Linked DNA regions of Mus musculus: all the other regions are linked to region 4. The links are chromatin loops, found by intact Hi-C in ENCODE. Cell type or tissue: heart. All regions are shown on one strand. Region 1 has its middle 4.7 kb from the start of Mrgprh. Region 2 holds the start of Mrpl18 (mitochondrial ribosomal protein L18). Region 3 holds the start of Acat2 (acetyl-Coenzyme A acetyltransferase 2). Region 4 holds the start of Sod2 (superoxide dismutase 2, mitochondrial).

Region 1 (5,000 bases), 130 kb before region 4:
TTCAAATCCATCCGTCCTTGAGACCCTAATACCCAGGGTAGTCTTTGAGAGGTACTATAAACTGTGTATATGGTTGTTGTCACTACTTCTCAAGTTCCTCTCCATTGGCCTCCTCTAGCCTGTGCTCTGGATGCATCAGAGGGAAACATGTTAGTCCATACAAGGGACATCCAAGCTACCTTACAAAGCATCTTCGCTACCACACCTTGAGAACTCATCACGGGACCAGTTGAGAGGGGGATGGGACATCCCACGAGTCCTTTAAAGATATCATCCTGTAAGAATTAGAGGGGGCCTCCACAAGGCTGAGAGAAGCTTGGCTTGGGCATGAACATTTTCACTTTCTCTGGTTTTCTTCTATCCTTTTTTTTTTTTTTTTTTTTTTTTTGAGACAAGGTCTTACTATCTATTTCAGCCTGGCCTCCAACTCTCAATGTTACTGCCTCAGGCTCCTGAGAGCTGGTTTTGCAGTTCCAGCATCCCTAGCTTCTTATCTTTCGCTCCTCCCCACTCCTTCTCCCTTTTGCTTAAATATGAGCTGCTTGCATGCCTAGGAACAATTCACAATGCATTTTTCTCACAAAATGTGGACAAAGCAGACCCGTGTTCTCCCTCAGCTGTCTCGGCATACAGCTAATACCACATCATTTCTTCATTCCTCGGCTCTTTGCTGAGCAGCTCATTGGAAATGCTGCTTCTGAGACTTCTGAAATGGAGTGTGTTCTTTTTTTATTGCAAAGAAAATATTCCTCGGCAGTCCCAAGGCGCTGTGGATGGACCGTGCTATTTTAAGGTTGGGCCCAACTTCTTCCCAGCACTGTTAACAGATTTTGCTCATCCAGTCATTTTCTTACTGGGAGAATAAGTCCAGAATGCGACTGGATTTCATAAAATAAGTCCTTAAATGTAAACCCAACAAGATGAGAGATCATACTGAATGCTCTAGCACTCGGTGGCTTTGGGTCTCCCCCATCTATGATGAGAAGTTCCATCTATAAAGAATCATGAATTAGAAAATGGTTTTTAAATAAACATGACAGCGGGGTAATACCCCTTAACATATGGAATGCTCGACTAAACTGAGAATAAAAATGGTGGATACCAATAGATAAGTGGGTAGAAGGTTAAATGGTGGGTGGTTTATAATCCCACTGTAAACAGGCAAAAATGACCCATAGAAACAAGTGTTTGAACTTAGTGGCCTCAGTCATCACCAAAAATGGAGCCCATGGAAGCATCCATTAATATCCATCATGAAAACGCGGGAGGATTCCTGTGAGTTTGATGCCATTCTGGGCAACCTGATGAGATCCTGTCTCAAAATAAATAATAAAATAAAATATCTGAATGTCGTTTTAGCTGATACACATGGCAAAGCTGAAAATAAATTGCTGTATGTATATATATGTGCGGTGCTGGAGGAACAAACCATCTGCTAAGCAAGCACTCAGTCCTGATCCATGATCCTAGCCCGAGTGTGACATTGGTGAGAGGGGTCTCTTCAGACATCATAGAGCCTCTATCTTTGTGGCGCCCAGCTCACTCCATCCTGAAATGGGTCTGGTTTGTTGAGTTTCGATCCGGGAAGGGAAGCGGACCTTTCCTTTGACCCTGCTGCTGAGTTAGGAGGATGTCTTGTCATTAACTCTCACTGGGAATACAACCTCACGTCCTCATCAAACATGAAAGTGTGAGAAAGTTCTTGCAATCACCAGCAGGCTGAGACCTGACGCTGGCGGGATGCTAGGCGGCTTCAGAGGCTTCGGAGCCAGAAGTCAGAAAACATCGTTCCTTCCTTGACGGACACTTTGCTTCAAAAACGTGCGCTTCTTGGATGGGGTGTATTTGCTTGGCTCTGAGAAACGCTGTCAGGGACTGTCACAGTGACCTTCCCCTTGAAAGGAATGTAACTGCGAAATCCTGTGAGACCACGAGAGTGACACCGATAGCCTCGCATTTTTCTCTTTTTTTGTTTTTAATGTCAAAAAGCCAAGAAACAAATTACGACCCGCCTCCCTCTAAAGCAATGCCAGAGAGCAGCTCGCTGGGTTGAGCATTTCCTTACACTCAGCCCGGGTCGAAGTCAGTTACCTATTTCAACCTCCAGGGGTCGCTCGTTCTGCGTTAGAGAACTACTTCAGAGCCAGGAGTTTTAAGTAATTTCAAGCAAACAGAAGCCTTCATAAGCTTCCCTGAGAACTGAAGGAGGCTCTTTGAAAGAGGGGGTAAATCGTGCAGGATCTGGAGGCTTCATGGACTCTGATCTTCATTCCGTGTTAATTCAGGGCAATGAAACTTTCCTATTCTGTATCACTGGGGATCGGAGAAACACCAAATGTCTGCCTCAAATATATGTTTCTCTCTGTATTAGTGCACTTTATAGCTGCAGCCCTGCTGGCTCAGTGGGTAAAGGTGCTAAGTCTGATGACCTGAGTTGGATTCCACATGGTGGGAACAGAGAACCAACCTTTGCAAGTTGTCCTCTAACCTCCACACGTGTGCTGTGGAATGTGTGCACACTCCCCACGCACAAATAAATACGTATTTAAAAATTAAACAGCAGAATTCAATCATCAAATGTCTTTGATCCTATATAAAAGGAGATATTAGAACACTGTTATCATTTAGTCCGTTATAAACACTATTAGAATACTGTTATTGTGTATTCACTTATAAACAATGTAAATTCACTTATAAAAAGTTGTGAAGGGGCTGGTGAGATGGCTCAGCGGGTAAGAGCACTGACTGCTCTTCCAAAGTTTCTGAGTTCAAATCCCAGCAATCACATGGTGGCTCACAACCACCCATAATGAGATCTGACACCCTCTTTTGGTGTGTCTGAAGACAACTATAGTGTACTTACGTACAATAATAAATCTTTGGGCCAGAGAGAGTGGAGTTGGCCAGAGGGAGCTGGGACGACTGGGGCAAGCAGGGGTCCTAAAAATTCAATTCCCAACAACCACATGAAGGCTCACAACCATCTGTACAGCCACAGTGTACTCACATACATAAAGTAAATAAATTTAATAAAAATATATTTAAAAGTTGTGAAGATTTATTTATTATGTATATAATGTTCTGCCCACATGTATGCCTACTTGCCAGAAGAGGGCACCAGATCACATAGATGATTATGAGACACCATGGGAATTGAACTCAGGACCTCTGGAAGAACAGCCAGTGTTCTTAATTTCTGAACCATTTCTCCGGCCCATAAACACTCATTGAGCATGCACTGTCTGTGGCTTTGTCCAAGATGCTAGGAAAAGTGCCCAGTAAACCTGTGTGCTTTTCTGGGTCCCCTCAGCCTCTAGGCCAGTGGTTCCCAAACTTCCTAACGCTACAACCCTTTAATACAGTTCCTCATGTTGTGGTAACCCTCCCTCCCCAACCATAAAATTATGTTCATTGCAACTTCCTAACTGCAATTATGCTACTGTTAATTAATCATAATGTAAAATATGATATTTCCAGTGGTCTTAAGGAGACCCATGTGAAAGGGTCCCATGTGAACGGGTCATGAGAACCACTGCTCTAAGCTGCTCAATCCCTGAGGCCAAGGCCTGTGTTCCATCTCTCATCAACTCTAGAAAGTTTCAGACGTCCAAGAAGTACATTTCTTCTAGAGGACCTGAGTCAGGTGCCTATAACACCAGCTCCAGAGGGATTCAATGCGTTTGTCCTCTCTTCATGGGCATGTGAGCTCACATGCTCATACCCCATGCAGACAGACAGACAGACAGACAGACAGACAGACACACACACACACACACACACACACACACACACACATACACACACACACACACACACGCGCCACATATAATTAAAACAATAAAAATTAGATCTGTAAAACAAATAGCCTAAACATCGTGATGGTGCACACCTTTAGCCCCACAGAGGCAGAGGCAGACAGATCTCTATGAGTTTGAGGCCAGCTTGTTTTACAGAGTGAGTTCTAGGACAGTCAGCATTACACGGAGAAACCCTGTCTAGGAAAACCATAAAAACAAATAAACAGGGCTGGAAAAATGGCTCAGAGGTTAAGAGCACTGACTGCTTTTCCGAAGGTCCTGAGTTCAAATTCCAGCAACCACATGGTGGCTCACAACCATCTGTAAAGAGATCGGAAATTGGACGCCCTCTTCTGGTGTGTCTGAAGACAACTACAGTGTACTTAGATATAATAATAAATAAATCTTAAAAAAAAAAAAAAAAACAACCAACCAATGCCATTCTGAAGCATTGGACATTGGTATCCTTAGCCTTTGCTGCAGCTGACTGGCCTTACTTAGTTAAGGAGGAAACACAGGGGCTCTTCCACAGTCCAGCTGTCAAAGCTCTTGCTTGTTCCACCCTTGCCCACTTGATAAAAAGATAAAATCAAAGTGAGCCAGCACTGCTCCTGGGTGCTTTCCCTGCCTCCAGGCAGTAGAAAAGAGAGTTGACCTTAGCAGGCGTGCGTCCACAGGAGTCTTCTTGCCCTTGCCCAAAGTCAACATACTTGGACTATTCTGGAATTGGGGGGCTGCCTTTCCAGGCTAAGTTCCAAAAATTATTGGAGCTCGGGCACACAAGGGAGGTACCAGGGGCAGGGTGAGTTCCTGACTGTGGGAGTGGCGGTGTCAGGGACCTGCTCCTCACATGCTGGACGCTCGCTCCCCAGGTAAGTCTGGAGCACACCTGGACATGGACACTTCCTCAAGCAATTGTCCGTACAACAAGGAAGAGACAGCTGACAGCCCCTGCTTGCTAGGAAGATCAAAATTGAGTGGTTATTTAAAATAACACTTTAGTTTTTACCTTTTTATTTATTATGATTATGATTATTAAGGCAGGGTTTCACTATTTAGCCCTAGCTGGCTTCAAAACTCACTTTGAGAACCAGGCCACCCTAGGGCTGGGACTAATAGTTCTTAGCTTTCCTGAGACAAGAAACTCAGGTTGGTCTTGAACTCGGCAAGTAGTGGAAGATGGCCTTTAATTCCCGATCTTCC
Region 2 (5,000 bases), 93 kb before region 4:
AAATAATAACCACCGTAAAAAGATAACCCCTACAATGATAATAATGTAGTTTAAATAGTTGAATTAAGAGCTGGAGAGATGGCTCGGCGGTTAAGAGCACTGACTGCTCTTCTAGAGGTCCTGAGTTCAATTCCCAGCAACCACATGGTGGCTCACAACCATCTGTAATGGGATCCGATGCCCTCTTCTGGTATGTCTGAAAACAGAGACAGTGTATACCCATACACAAAATAAATAAGTCTTAAAAAAAAAAAAAGTTAAATTAAAAAAAAAAAAAAAAAAAAGACATACAGCCGGGCGTGGTGGCGCATGACTTTAATCCCAGCACTCGGGAGGCAGAGGCAGGTGGATTTCTGAGTTTGAGGCCAGCCAAAAAAAAAAAAAAAAAAAAAAGACATACATTTAAAGCATCTAGCATAACTGCTTGTAAATCCAATGCTTTCAGTTAGTAGCCATCTTGGGGCTGGGGAGTGCAGTTCAGAGGTAAAGCACTTGCTTTGTGTGATGAAGGTACTCATCTAAACTGCGTAGTTCTCCCAAAATAAAATTTAACATTTATTTCCATGTGTATGATTATTTTTGGGAATGTATCGCTGTGTGCCAAGGTCAGAAGAGGGTGTCAGATCCCTGGGAACTGGAATTACAGACCATTGTAAGCTGCCTGGGTCCTCAGTGAACTCAGTAAGTGCTTTAAATGAATACAAATTTTAAAATGTATTTCATAAAATGTTTCTATTAATGAACTTTTAACCTTTATTCCCCCCATTAAAAAATCATTAAGGCTCAAACTTTACCCTAATGTGCACGCTAATAACTAATTCTACTTAGCACTCTATTCTGTAACAGCTTACACACACACACCTTTACTTACTGAACAGGTAGGTACACAGGCCTGTCAGTTCCAGACACTCAATCCCAGCCTCCTAGCCTCCTTTGCTAGAATAGCCTTCATGGCAAATGATTTCGCGGCTTCCTGTCCTTTAGATCTCAGCTTTTTGACATGTCACCTTCAGAGAGGCCTCAGGACATAGCCGCTTATTCTCAAATTACCGTTTAAGTTTTCTTCAAGGCAACTAACTAGTTGCTTGCTCCAAGGTCGCTTTCTACCCACATGTCATCTTCCTGACACATCCCGAGGCTTACCTGGCAGGATCAGTCAGGGGATTGGTGAAATTGGTAAGGTGCTAAGCACAGCTTAGTCAGTCACAAGCCGACTTTAATTACCTGTGCCAGAACTCACGGTTAGGCCACACGGTAGCCCAGCCCCGTTCTTTCCGAGCTACCCCTAAGAGCTCCAGATTCCGAGGGTTCCGGTTGGTGAACTCCGGGGCCACCGCTTCGTTTTCCTTACTCTCCACGTCGGGCTGCACGGCCGGCACGGAACTGGTTGAGAGGGCTGCGAACCCACACTCTAGAAAATGAAAAAGATCACATGCATCTTTCACTTTCCCACATCAGGTACAAAATCGCATTTGCAAATGCACACGTACTGTGCACAGAGCGCAGGCAAGGAGGTGGGGCGAGATTAGTTACCCAGTTTCCTGCAAACTGACAGACATTTCCAGAACCGCGGCCGAAGCGCCATGGCTGACGGGACCTGGGCAAAGTCACACAGTGCCCTATCTTCCTTTGCTCAGGGTCGTCTCGGGGAACAACTAGTCGCAGCCATGTTAACTGTGGGTAAAGCTACAAGGGCCGGCAGTACCTCGGTGTCTCAAGGACCCGGAACTAACAAGCTCCCTGGTGCTGAGTGGCCGAGTGAGCGATCGGTATCCCTGGCTCACCAATCACCGCAGACGTTGAGGCGGAGGGCGGGACACGCTAGCCGTGGCCAAGAGCCTGACTTCCGTTTTCCACTTTCGCGCCTTTCTTCTACTGTCTCTAGTTGACCCAGCGTCCCGCAGCCCCCTACTTCCGGCGTTTTCAGTTTTTCGCCCCGCCCAGCCCTCGTCTGTCAATCCCTACCGCTTTCCCGGCAGACCTTGCGGTTGGTGGAGCGTGGAGAGCGCGCAGGGCGTGTTACCCAGCAGGCCCCGCGGCATCGCTCGGGCCTTTCCACGCCGTGGTCCCCGCCGTGGTGGCCGTTAAACGGTCTCAGAGCGGAGCTATCGGTTGTCTGCGGCCGTAGTGAGCTTTGCTTCGTTTCCTGAAGATGGAGGGTCCTTTGTCCGTGTTCGGGGACCGCAGCACTGGGGAGGCGGTCCGCTCCCAGAATGGTAAGGGCGAGAGAATGGTAAGGGTCCAGCTCGCGGCGGCGCAGGCCGAAGCCCAGCCGCAGTCCGTAGGCCGGGGCTGTCCGCCGGGCCCAGTGAAGTTCCTTCAGGAGAAGCCCAGCCATCCCGGATCCGCCCTCACTAGCGGCCGGCTCGGCGCCATTGCGCCCTACCGTGTAAGGGAAGAATGTTCGAGAATGCACACGGTTGGGGGAGGCGTTCAAGATGGGTGTGGGCGTCCGTGCCCCAATACCTAGTAGAGGAGCTCCAGATAGACTTCTCCGCCACTCCCCTCTGCTCCTTTGTTGGGTTCCAAGCCGGTTGGAGCACCTCTGACATAGCCAGAAAAGAGTAGCTTTCACCGGTTCCATTGGCCCTTGAGAAGATGCTCATAGAATCTAGGTGGCTTTTGCGTTGCTTCCCTTCCCTGGTCTGGTTCTTGGATGCCCAGAATCTGCAGGTGACAGCTGCTCCCCCAGTAAAACGTAACGGAATGCAAACTGAACGTTATTAAGCGATACTTTTAGCTGCCTTTATCGTGGTTAACTTTAATACGAGTAAGCACGTGGTTTGCTGTGGTTGAATTTGTTCTTGAAAGCATTCCCTTGCAGGAACCGTGTTCTGTGTTGTGCTTTTTTTTTTTTTTTAAACAACTCTCTTAGAAATTACTACTACTTTATCCTGGTGAACTATCTAATATTCTTACTAAACTTGCCAGAGTCTGAAGAGAAAGGCTGAACTTAAAGGGTTTTTTCCCCCCTAGTGTAGTAGTAAGGAATGAACTTAAGATTGCTTATAATTTGAGGCATTAAAATCTTTGCAATCGGTGATATACCAATACTAAATAGAAAAAAGAATAGTTAACCTTCACTGGTCCTTAAGTAAGTGATTCCCCCCCCCCCCCACACACACACACACACACACACACAGGGTTTCACTGTATAGCTGTGGCTGTCCTGGAAGCAACTTTGTAGACCAGGCTGGCCTCGAACTCAGAAATCTGCCTGCCTCTGCCTCCCGAGTGCTGGGATTAAAGGCGTGCGCCGCCACACCCGGCTTGATTTTTTTTTTTTTAAATAGTAATTACAGACTTTAGATTTTAGCAAATCATAGGTAGTTGAGTGTCATAGTTTATGTGTTGTTCTAATTAGTTTTCACTGTTCATCTACAGTTATGGCTGCAGCTTCTATTGCCAACATTGTTAAAAGTTCTTTTGGGCCAGTTGGCTTGGATAAAATGTTGGTGGATGATATTGGTGTAAGTATATATCTAATTGCTCTTGCTTGCCTTGATAAAAGTACATTGTTTTAAATTTCAAAAAAAAATCTTTGGTAAAGTCTTTGTTTTTACCTGAGTATGGATGGCATCCTAGAGCTTGGTTTCTGTGTTGACCACTTATTCCTTCATATTTCTTAGGATGTAACCATTACTAACGATGGTGCCACCATCCTGAAGTTACTGGAGGTAGAACATCCCGCAGCCAAAGTTCTGTGTGAGCTGGCTGACCTGCAAGACAAAGAAGTTGGAGATGGAACTACCTCAGTGGTGAGACGCTACCAGGAAATGGCTAGAGAATAGTCAATTTATTAGAGTTGAATCCATGAGAGAGTCATACTCTAGGTCAGAAATAAGTCACCTTTTAAGGCAGTCTCACAAACTTTTGAAAACTAACCATTGTAACTAGTTTGTGTAATTTAAGTAAGGGAAGAACTTAAGGTGATTAAATAAATACAAGCTTGTTTTAAATACTGGAGTCTCGTGAATTTGGAGCCTTATTTAAACCTACTTAACCATGATGATGTTCATGTAGAAAATGTTACCAGGTTTGGACTTTTTTCTTTGTTGTTTAATAGATACTTTTGTATTTTAAATGTGAACAAGAAATCTTTGGAATTCAAAATAGAAATTTGCAGAAGTTAATTTGCTACCATATAGTGCTAATGGCTAGTCAGCAAACATGGCGAATAGTGTAACATTTTGTGAGTTAGCCTGCTTAAGTAGTAAAATACTGTTTGGTGAGGCAGATTTTAGACCTGGCAAAATAAATGGTGAGGGAAAAGTATTTATAGACTTACCCTTTACTAGGAAAGAATTGAATCTGTTTTTAAATAGTGAAAATGGACTTTATCTAATTTGTTCATAGACAATGTAACTTAAAAATAACCTTAATTCCACTCGAAAGAAGAAAAGTTTTTTGGAGATTTTGTTTTGTTTTATTATTAAGAAAACTGGTTTTTCACAGTGTTCTCTATTTTAAATGATCTTAAGATTTTATTGAAATTACTGGAATGATACCAGTCATTTCCATTGATTGCTATCTAGCTCTTGTTGCAGTAAGTCTGTAAATGTAATGGATATAAATTCTGCTGTATTAGATTTTTAGCATTTTCTGGCTTTTCCAGCTTGGACCATTTCCATAGAATACTTTTAGGTTTTTTGAGGCAGGATTTCTCTGTGTAGCCCTGACTGTCCTGGAGCTCACTTTGTAGACCAGGCTGGCCTCGAACTCAGAAATCCGCCTGCCTCTACCTCCCAAGTGCTAGGATTAAAGGCATGCGCCACCACGCCTGGCACAGAATACTTCCTAGTGGTCTCTATGTTGTGTTTTCAACGAGTTGCTACTCACTTGTCTACTGTGGTATTAATAATACCTGCTTAATAATCATGTTTTCCTGTTGTGCATATTGAGTGCCATGCATATTTAAAGCAATGCTTGATCAACAGGTAATCATTGCAGCGGAGCTTCTGAAAAATGCAGATGAGCTAGTCAAACAGAAAATTCATCCA
Region 3 (5,000 bases), 50 kb before region 4:
GATTTCCTTCAGATGCCAACACAAACAAACAAACAAACAAACAAAAATTCCACTTCTTAAAAGTAGCAGAAAAATAATTGAGTCAAAAATTCTGAAATGCTATTAATCACACTGTAATAATGACAAAGAGTGGCTTTCTCCTTTGCAAGTTCCAGGTACACACACATCTACATATCCTTCCCTTAGTATGCCTGTTAGAGAAGTACCAATGGGACACCGTCAGAACTTAGCAACTATATTAATAGTGCCATTAATCTGAAGTTGGTTTAGAAGTGAAAAGCACATAAAATGATTCATCTCCTCAATGCTTCGCCCTAACGAGGAAGCAGTAGGAGGATCTGAGTTAAGACAGGCCAGGGCATCAAACAACGTTCTGTCTGAGAGTAGTGGCTCCTGACTGTAACCCAGCGATTCAGGAGTTAAAGGTAACGGGTTTGCTTCAAGGATCGCATATGTTGAAAGGTAGCCTCTCATGTCTCAGAAATTAAAAAGTAAAAAAACTCAAAACTTTAAAATTAAACTAAGAAGATACTATTCATTAGAGATATTGCTATGCAGGGCGTGTTGGCGCACGCCTTTAATCCCAGCACTCAGGAGGCAGAGGCAGGTGGATTTCCGAGTCCGAGGCCAGCCTGGTCTACAGAGTGGTGAGGTTACATTTATAGATCAGCAAGCGAGGCAATGTACAACTTGTGAACGCTGAGACGCTACGACATGACCACCACTGTCCAGCAGTGGGCTACAAACGATGATCAGGATTTAATTTCTACTCAGAATTGGGCTCCAGCCAGGACATAAACATCCTTACAGGGATGAAGATGAAGATCATATATATATTTTTTCTTTTCCTCCCAAGACAGGGTTCTCACGCAGCTCTGGCCGTCCAGGAAACTTGCTCGGTAGACCAGGCTGGCCTTGAATTCACTGAGATCCACCTGCCTCTGTCTCCTGGGTGCTGGGAATAAAGGTGTGTACTACCACAGTCTGGTGATATTATATATATATTTACTTGTATGAATGTTTTTCGTGAATGAATGTATGTATGTATGTATGTTTGAGGGTGCCTGGTACTTATGGAGGCTAGAAGAGGGTGCTAGATTCTGGATTCCTGGAAGAGTGAAGAAGGCTGTAAGAATCCAAGAGGGTGCCAGGAAACAAATTTGGGCCCTTTATAAGAACAGTAAGTGCTCCTTAGAGCTGAGCAATCTCTTTACTCTCTAAAAGATGATGATACTTCTTAGAGACACTTGGCTTCTTTGCTCTTTCAGACGACTGAAACAATGAACTCCTCAAAGACTGGAATCACATGCTGGGAGAAGGAACAAGTTGAAGCCTGGTACAAGGCAAAGGAGATCTTTCCTTCCAGGGAAAAAGATTCCACACACTCTGAGGACTTGCCAGACCACCCTGCTATAGAGACCCAGACAATGGGTCAATGCAGGGGGTGGGGCCATAACATGACCTGACTGTTTAGAAGTGCGAATCTCCAGCTGTCTATTTAAAGTTTAATCTCACTTCTGGAGTATGAAGATGGACCTGAGGAGGATACTTGGATCTCCTCCCAATTTAACCAAATTAAATAAAGCTCCCTTTTCTACTATCCATTTTGCTGTTCCACCTAGAATATGAAGGACAACTAGCTGAACGTGGTTTCTTGAGATAAAGATTGTGACACCAAGTTCTCTAACAATGATCCTTTATATATATATATATATATATATATACAGATGTTGCATAATCTAGGAGGTGGGGATCTGATGTCAAAACAATTCTAGCCCCAAATGTTTCAAAAAACAATATTCAACTGGCACACATACAAATGGTCTCAGACAGAGTAAGAGCAGAACTTGGTATTGAATATTAACAATTTTCTCTACAGTTGATTCAAATGTGTGCTGAGGGAGCACAGGGCAGGGCAGGAGTGGGAACTCATGACCACATGCATGCTAACCACACACTTCACCACTGAGCTATACACCCAGGCCCCAAACCAATCATCAACATCAGTAGTCACTGATCTCCAAGCCCAGCAGGAATCAGAGCTATGATGAAGCATTCTTAGACTCTCCTGCCTTCCTCCGGACAGTCCCCTGGAGTGAGGGACAGCTGATCTCCTGACAAAGTGGACCAGGGTAGAGCTGCTCTGCTGCAGCCCCACTCGCAGCTGTGGCACAGTGCCAGGCCCACACACTTTTATTGACTGTGTGACATGTTAGGGGTATGTGGAGGACTGTGAATACTTTGCTGTGCTTCTAACAATGCAAAGGCGATACAGTCCCGTGGTCTAAGATCACTCACCGAAAAGGCTTGTAAAGGAGCTGTGACTTCAGCCAGAGGAAGGAGGAGGGACAGAAAGAATCCTAGCAGAGAGAACTCCAAGCAAAGCAATGTATGGTGGTGGTGGTGTGTGTGCGCGCACACACACACATATAAATAAATGCTGTTTCTAGTGAACCAGATCTGTCCTGGGCTACTGAGGAGTTACCTGCCGTCAAGACATGTCCAAATATGACCTCGGACACCTCTTCTGGAGCCACCTTGGCCCTCTGCAGGACTTCTTTGATGACAGTTGTCCCCATTTCGTGGACAGGCACGGTGGACAGGGCACCATTGAAGGAGCCTACAATGGAATGGGGAAGAGGGAAGGAATCTGAACCAAGAGCACACTGAGGACCACCGAGGGGGAGAAGGGGTCACATGCATTCCAAATAAAAACGGCTGGAGCCGAGGCGGGCAAAGGCGATGGTGACTTCCAGAACAATGCCAAAGCCAAGGCCTGCCTGGAGGAGCAGCTCAGACCACCATCTCTCGGGCCCCCGACACCACAGCGTGATCAATGGTGCACCGCCGAACAGACCAATCAGCGATCAGGAGAGAGAGCGCGTCCCAACGTTATCTAATAGGTGAGCCTGGCAGAGCGGTGGCTCTACTGCGAGGAGCCAATCGCAGCACGAGGGGCGGGTCCGCGGGCAAGGCGCGGGGCACCGCGAGCTGTGGAGTCTGTGGCCGGCCGCCCCCTCCCCGTCACGAGAGCCCGAGTCTCCGCGATCATGTCGGGAAGGAGGGTCACAGGCTGAAGTGACCTCGCGGGACACTCACCTATAGCGGTGCGCGCCGCTGAGACGATGACCACGGGGTCTGAGCCCGCATTCATCTTGTCGCTCTGGTCTCTGCTAGCTCTCAGCCTTGTCCTGTCTGCGACTGAGGTAAAACTTCCTCCAGCCTGACAGGCTGTGCTGGGGGGGGCGGAGCTATGGCCTCCACGCCACGCCTCCTCACGCCTGCGCAGGAAGCTGGTAGGGCTAAGTCCCAGAATTGTGTAAGATGGAGACTCTTTGGTTTGGTATGGGGTAGATGGTGTCTACCCAACCTAGGTGTGTCGGGTTAGGGTGGGGTGTGGAGGATCCAGGGATGTTGGGTTGGAGGTAGACAGCCTAGGGGTGTCGAAGAGCGATGCGGTGTGCAGACGGTCTAGGGGTCATAGGTGGAGTCGGGTCCAAGGGTAAGGCTTTCCTCCAGGTGACACTGGAACCTAGCCTAACCTTTCCTACATAGGCATCTCCCGTTTCTTCTGAAGGTTCTTCTCAGCGCTGACAGCTTCTGAGTGGGTAGCCTCCTTGCTAACAGAGATCCTTAGGGCAGTGGATCTCTACTGTCCAATCCTCTCGGACTTATTATTCAGCCAAAGACAGAATCTGCCAGACTCTACTTACCTCTCTGCCTTGTGTCATTCTCATGCCTTTTGCAGGCTCCCTCTGGCCACCCCCCAGTCCCAGCCCTAGCACTATCACAGGTCACCTGCAGTGTCCCCAGTGTTTTGAAAGGAGAGTCATCCTGGTTTGCTTCTGCAGCTTGCTGGTCTACAGAGAATGCCATCTGTTTAGGAAAGCAGAATCCTGTGGTGGAAGGAAAGGCTTTCTAGGCAAGTCTTGCCCTCAGTGGGGACAGTGGACAGTGAAGTAAGAGAACTGCGCCACAGATTGTAGGAAAGGAAAACAAACCTAACAACAACAACCCGGTAAGCTGGGATATCCTCCTGAAATGTAAAGCAACCTGAAAAAAATAGTATTTTGAGAGAGGTGGATGGATCAAAGTAGGTTCTAGAGATGAGGCTAAATTCTAGATTATGTCCTCTGTTTCCTCAAGGGTCCAAGAAATGCAAGGGACTTCCCATGGTTTCCTCCTCCTCCTCCTCCTCCTCCTCCTCCTCCTCCTCCTCCTCCTCCTCCTCCTCCTCCTCCTTCTTCTTCTTCTTTTTGGTTTTTCGTGACAGGGTTTCTCTGTATAGCCCTGGCTGTCCTGGAACTCACTTTGTAGACCAGGCTGGCCTCAAACTCAGAAATCTGCCTGCCTCTGCCTCCTGAGTGCTGGGATTAAAGGCGTGCGCCACCACGCCTGGCTTAATAATTTATTTTTATGTGTCTTTGCTTGCATGCATGTATGCATCCTTGCATGTGAGCCTAGTGTCTGCAGAGGCAAGCAGAGGATGCTGGACCCCAGGAACTGGAATTGCAGACAGTCGTGAGCTATCATATGGGTGCTAGCTACCAAACCCTGTTCTCTGCAGGAGCAGTAGTGCTCATCACCACTGTGTCACCTCCCTAGCCCTCTGTTTTCCCACTACTCTGGCCACTCTTCAGTTCCCTTTGTGGCCTTACTCTCACTGCCCCTCACCCAACATGCCACAGCATGTCCACCCCATCCTGTCAGTTACCCCCATTATGCTGACAACTCTGGAATCCTTCTTTTAATTTTGTTGCCTGTGAGCAGACTGGCTCTCTCAATTTAAACTTTCTATAAAAAACAACTTATGACATCTAACCCAAACTCGTGTTTACCTCTTCAGCTTATTTCTTTTGACTGAAGAACGTCTCAGTGAGTGGTGTGAGGCTCTGTTAGCTAAGCTAGAAATCTCTGGACCTCCGCTTAGGCTTCACTTCCTCCAGGAAGCCTTCCTAAATCCTGCCTTGGCTCTTATTCCTAATCTTATCTTCGTTAAC
Region 4 (5,000 bases):
TTCCCCTTACCCTAAGCCCTGTCATCCTTAGGAGGCCTGCAAAGGGGGTGGGAAAAAACCACCGGGAACTACTCAGCCAACTGCCTTCTGCTTTCTTAGTGTTTTCTAATCAGGGAAGACATAAACCCATTAAGTAGAAGAGGAAAGCTGTATAATTGTTATGGAAACATTTGATAGCCACTGCTTCTTAGACTAATAAGTCCACAAAGGGAAACAATGTCCTTTTACATTTGGTCGAGTGGGTTGGTTTTTGAAGTCACTGAATGTTGCAGAGTTTAATCAAGAAAGATGAACCTCGCCTTCTAATCCGGACTCTTACTAGTTAACTGGCAAGCTGCACCCGGAGTCCGCAACCCCAGTCTCAGGGGCAACAAAGATGAACACACGCAAACCTGCGACGTGATTTAATGTCAGGTTAGGCCCCAGGGAAGGTCACTCCGGGCATAAATTAACTGGGTCAGAGGGGCCCTGATTACTCCATAATTCTGACCAGCAGCAGAGCCTTGGCTTTCCGGAGGAAAGTCTCCAGGGTTTCCCAGAAGCAGGAGTAGAAATAGAGTGGAAGCTTTGCAGCTCACAGCCAGAGCTGGACAGGGCGGCCCGAGGAGGGGCGGAGCCACACCGCGGGGCGGACGGGGTTCCCCGAGGCGGGGCGGGGCCAAGGCCGATGGTGGGGGCGTGGCTGTAGCAAGCACGCGGCCTCTACCAATTTGGCACAGGGGAGACGTTGCCTTCCCAGGATGCCGCTCCGTTATGCGCCGGGCCGTCCGTGTCGCCGTCCTCCCCTCCGCTGATGGGCGCTGCGGGCAGGGTCACCGCTTCGCTGTGTCCTTGCGGACGCCGGGCGGACGCTGCCTAGCAGACGCGCGCCTGCGAGCGAACGGCCGTGTTCTGAGGAGAGCAGCGGTCGTGTAAACCTCAATAATGTTGTGTCGGGCGGCGTGCAGGTGAGCGGCAGGGCCCCGGGGCCTCGGCGTCCCCTACGGGTGGGTCTCGGGGCGGCGGGCGTGGCTGGCTCGCCGTGTCAGTGGCGTGACCCGCCGTCCTCTCTGTTCCTCTCAGCACGGGCAGGAGGCTGGGCCCTGTGGCCGGTGCCGCGGGCTCCCGGCACAAGCACAGCCTCCCAGACCTGCCTTACGACTATGGCGCGCTGGAGCCACACATTAACGCGCAGATCATGCAGCTGCACCACAGCAAGCACCACGCGGCCTACGTGAACAATCTCAACGCCACCGAGGAGAAGTACCACGAGGCTCTGGCCAAGGGTAGGTGCGGGGCCCCTGCACACGAGGATCCCGGTGGCCGGACGGAGGTCTGTTTCGATGCCGGGGAATACCTCCGTTGGTTCGCATAAACGTCCTTTCCTATCCCGGAAAACACAGGACCTCACGAAAGTACTTGACGGACCTTACTGTTGTGTCCTTTTTTGTCACCCGTGTTGCTAGCTAGCATTGGTGGTGGTCCTTTAAAGACAGCTCTCGGACGCTGCTCCTTTTTGCGTAATGAATATTTAGTTTTTGTTTTGCATATGAATATTTAAAATATGCGGTTGTTATATAACGTGGCTTCAGGAGAGTTTGTTTTGCTTATTTTTCAGGTAGCCTTGGCAGCCATTTGCAGGAGGGTTGAGAGTGCCCGAGCTGGGTCAGCCAGGTGCCCTTGGGTGAGAGGGTGGTTGGGGCTAGAAGTGGCTGGGGTTTTGCTGAGAGCAAGCGATATTGGTGGCCTGGCAGCAGGTGCAGGAGAGGGTCTGAAGTGGCATCAGAAGACTGCAGTCCGAGTTGTGATTATTGTCACCGTTGTGGACAACAATAGGATTAGTTCAGTCTAGGGCTGGGACTCCCTGACCCCTTGGATATCTCTGGACATCCTGTTTCACACTCTTTACCCTTGGGGGGGGGGGGAGGAAAAGACAGGAACGAGCACTTAGCTGCAGAACAGGCTAGACTTGGTACTTTTGGGGTCAAAGTTCACAAGAAAAATAGCTATTTTGTGAGAAACTGAGTATCTGTCACTGAATGGAACAGTAGGCAAGCTTATTTATTTACCTATATTTTTAAGCGCTCAGCCAACAAAATCCATAGTGCAGAGTTCTGTGTTTGCACCCCTAGATGATGTATATGGGAATGCTATAGTATTAAAAAACCTCTGTGTGTGTGTGTGTGTGTGTGTGTGTGTGTGTGTGTGTGAATGGATTCGTGCTGACACACGGAGCCAGTGGAGGTTAGAGGATAACCTAGGGCATTGGTTCTCTCCTTCCACTGTGGTATCCAGAAACTAAGCTCAGATTGTCAATTCAAGTCAGGGTGTCAGGTTTTCCTGGCAAGAGCCTTTTTGTGTTTTACCTGTTGAGTCAACCACAATTTCTGGGAATTTTTTTGGAAGATTTATTTATTATTATATTTTTATTATTATTTATTATTATTACATATACTGTAACTGTCTTCAGACAGAGGGCGTAAGTACACTGTAGCTGTCTTCAGATACACCAGAAGAGGACATCAGATCTCTTTACAGATAGATAGTTGTGAACCACCATGTGGTTGCTGGGATTTGAACTCAGGACCTCCAGAAGAGCAGTCAGTTCTCTTAACCACTGAGCCATCTCACCAGCCCCTGGGAATATTGTTTTAATGGCTAAACAAAATAGTATTTAACAAAATAGTCTTTTTAATCTATTGTTTTTTACAAGGAGAATTAATTTGTAGTCATGTCTCTATGTTAGTCATATTGCTTGAAAAACCAGATAGTAAAATTCTTTTTTCTTTTTTTTTAGATTTATTTGTTATTTATTTTTATATGTAAGTACACTGTAGCTGTCTTCAGACACACCAGGAGAGGGCGTCAGATGTCATTAAGGATGGTTGTGAGCCACCATGTGGTTGCTGGACCTTTGGAAGAGCTGTCATTGCTTTTAACTGCTGAGTCACCTTTTCTTAAATGTACTTTTATCTGGGAAATTGGTTGAGTAAAATGTTAGTGACATCTGGCTGACGAGGGGCATCTAGTGGAGAAGTATAGTATTTCAACATAATTGTGTAAGTGGCCAATCCAAGAGAGGGAAATATTACCACATTCTGGAAATTTTACTTGCAATAAGCAAATCACACAAATCTTAAATACGGGAAGAGACTGGGATTTTTGGAAATTGCAGATCTGGGGAGGATGTGGTAATAGTGAAGCAGGGGAATAGCCCAGTTGGGAAAGCATTTCCTTTAAGGTGACATCTGGCATCTAGAAAACTTTCTTCTTAATGTTGTCCAGACATCTTGATTGTAATCCTTCTGTGGAGCCAGAGCTTTGTTTGTTTAGTGAATGTTGTCAAGAATAAGAAAACTGTGGCTTGGTTTGCCTGGCTGAGGACAGGTTTTTTTAAAGGTGCTTATTTTATATTTCAGGAGATGTTACAACTCAGGTCGCTCTTCAGCCTGCACTGAAGTTCAATGGTGGGGGACATATTAATCACACCATTTTCTGGACAAACCTGAGCCCTAAGGGTGGTGGAGAACCCAAAGGTTGGTATAAGCTGCTACAGCTTCATATTTGGTGGACAGTAGGAATGATTGATGTTTTTTCTTTTTTTAAGATTTATTTATTTATTATATGTACGTTATTATATGCAACTACACTGTAGCTGTCTTCAGACACACCAGGAGAGGGCGTCAGATCTCATTACGGGTGGTTGTGAGCCACCATGTGGTTGCTGGGATTTGAACTCGGGACCTTTGGAAGAGCAGTCAGTGCTTTTAACCGCTGAGCCATCTCACTAGCCCCGATTGTTGGTTTTTTCCCCCTCTCTTTCTTAACTTTTAAAATTTTCTTTTACAAGAGTTTTACTGTGTAGTTCTTGGAAATCAGTATGTAGACAGTCTTTATAAATTTGTTTATTTTTTTGAGGCAGTTTATTATATAATTTTTATTATGTGTATATATATATATCTGTGTGTGGAGGTGACTTTCTTCTTTTTATTCTAGGGACTGAACTCAGTATTTTCTCTATGCCAAAGTATGTACCTATTGACTGCCTCCAGAGGACTTTGCGTTTTCTTATTACCTGAGTTCTCATATTGGTGTTTTTTTTTTTTTTACAGTCAGGTTGTAACACGTTCTTAAGTTTCAAAGGGAGGAATAGAGAATGTGTTCAGGGAGGTCTCTCTCTCTCTCTCTCTCTCTCTCTCTGTGTGTGTGTGTGTGTTCAGGGAGGTGTCTCTCTCTCTCTCACACACACACACACACACACACAAAATGCTGCATGCACTGCCCACTGCTAGGATAAGTGTTAAGGAAAACCTGGGCAAACCTCGTATTTAGAGACTATGACCTTTCCACTGCTGGCTCTGGACCCTGGGAAAGAAGACACGTAGTCACGTAGCCATCCATGGGATACAGGAGTAATTATGGGGCTGCTTTCAGTGTTATATGTAAAGTGCTTAGAGTAGTGCTTTTGATTATTATTTCTAATGTGAAGAACTCACTTGCCCCAGTAAAACAAGTTTTTTATGAAAATAAAAACAAAAACAACAAAAAGAAAAACTTTGTGCAATGAAGAGACAGTTTACTTGTCTTTAAACAAAAACAAATCCTCGGGGTGGAGAGATGGTTCAGTAGTTAAGAGCATTGACTACACAGAGAAACCCAGTCTTGAAAAACCAAAAAAAAAAAAAAACAAAAAACATTGACTACTCTTCTAGAGGTCCTGAGTTCAATTCCCAGCAACCACATGGTGGATCACAACCATCTGTAATGGGATCTGATGCCCTCTTCTGGTGTGTCTGAAGACAGTGACAGTGTAGTCATATATATAAAATAAATAAAAGGAAATCCTAAAAAGCAAAACAAAACACCAAAATGAAAACAACAGCAACAAACCAAACTCTCTACTCTTTAGCCACTCTGTACACTAATATATTTTCTGTAAGACGTTAGATAGTTATATGGCCGCCATGGTTCCTCTGACTTCCTGTGTGGCTTTAGTTATCTTCTATTTAGGGAGGTGAGGG

Evidence for each region. A loop is a pair of places that touch in the nucleus more often than their neighbours do. Peaks named below come from ENCODE experiments on the same cell type or tissue, not always from the same donor. Only the 100,000 strongest peaks of a DNase experiment are listed, where the experiment ranks them.
Region 1: it touches region 4 in a loop (3-fold over the local background); 5 of 42 quality-filtered maps call a loop at or near these places.
Region 2: it touches region 4 in a loop (5-fold over the local background); 3 of 42 quality-filtered maps call a loop at or near these places.
Region 3: a loop joins it to region 4, with 3 times the contacts of the local background. A loop is called at or near these places in 3 of 42 quality-filtered maps.

What each region holds. Positions count from the first base shown.
Region 1 is chr17:12,878,279-12,883,278 of GRCm38, forward strand. No RefSeq gene overlaps it. Among named protein-coding and RNA genes, the nearest start is that of Mrgprh, 4.7 kb to the left of the region's middle. In heart, CTCF peaks have their summits at 2,102 (motif pointing right) and 3,110 (motif pointing right); a DNase peak (open chromatin) is centred at 2,103; H3K4me3 peaks cover 470 bases; H3K27me3 peaks cover 280 bases.
Region 2 is chr17:12,914,414-12,919,413 of GRCm38, forward strand. It overlaps Mrpl18 (mitochondrial ribosomal protein L18), which reads right to left and starts at 1,678. Exons shown (of 4, transcript NM_026310.3): 1 at 1,534-1,678; 2 at 1,225-1,411. The coding sequence starts at 1,585. Tcp1 (t-complex protein 1) reads left to right here and starts at 1,916. Exons shown (of 12, transcript NM_013686.4): 1 at 1,916-2,216; 2 at 3,385-3,470; 3 at 3,630-3,758; 4 at 4,938-5,000. The coding sequence starts at 2,153. In heart, no CTCF peak of the experiment used is centred here; a DNase peak (open chromatin) is centred at 1,878; H3K4me3 peaks cover 3,293 bases; H3K27ac peaks cover 2,105 bases.
Region 3 is chr17:12,957,510-12,962,509 of GRCm38, forward strand. Acat2 (acetyl-Coenzyme A acetyltransferase 2) reads right to left here and starts at 3,216. Exons shown (of 9, transcript NM_009338.3): 1 at 3,100-3,216; 2 at 2,486-2,620. The coding sequence starts at 3,154. It also overlaps the pseudogene Gm15946. In heart, no CTCF peak of the experiment used is centred here; DNase peaks (open chromatin) are centred at 2,982 and 3,252; H3K4me3 peaks cover 1,417 bases; H3K27ac peaks cover 1,355 bases.
Region 4 is chr17:13,007,122-13,012,121 of GRCm38, forward strand. It overlaps Sod2 (superoxide dismutase 2, mitochondrial), which reads left to right and starts at 718. Exons shown (of 5, transcript NM_013671.3): 1 at 718-947; 2 at 1,063-1,265; 3 at 3,399-3,515. The coding sequence starts at 925. In heart, CTCF peaks have their summits at 796 and 2,996; DNase peaks (open chromatin) are centred at 710 and 1,650; H3K4me3 peaks cover 2,346 bases; H3K27ac peaks cover 1,670 bases.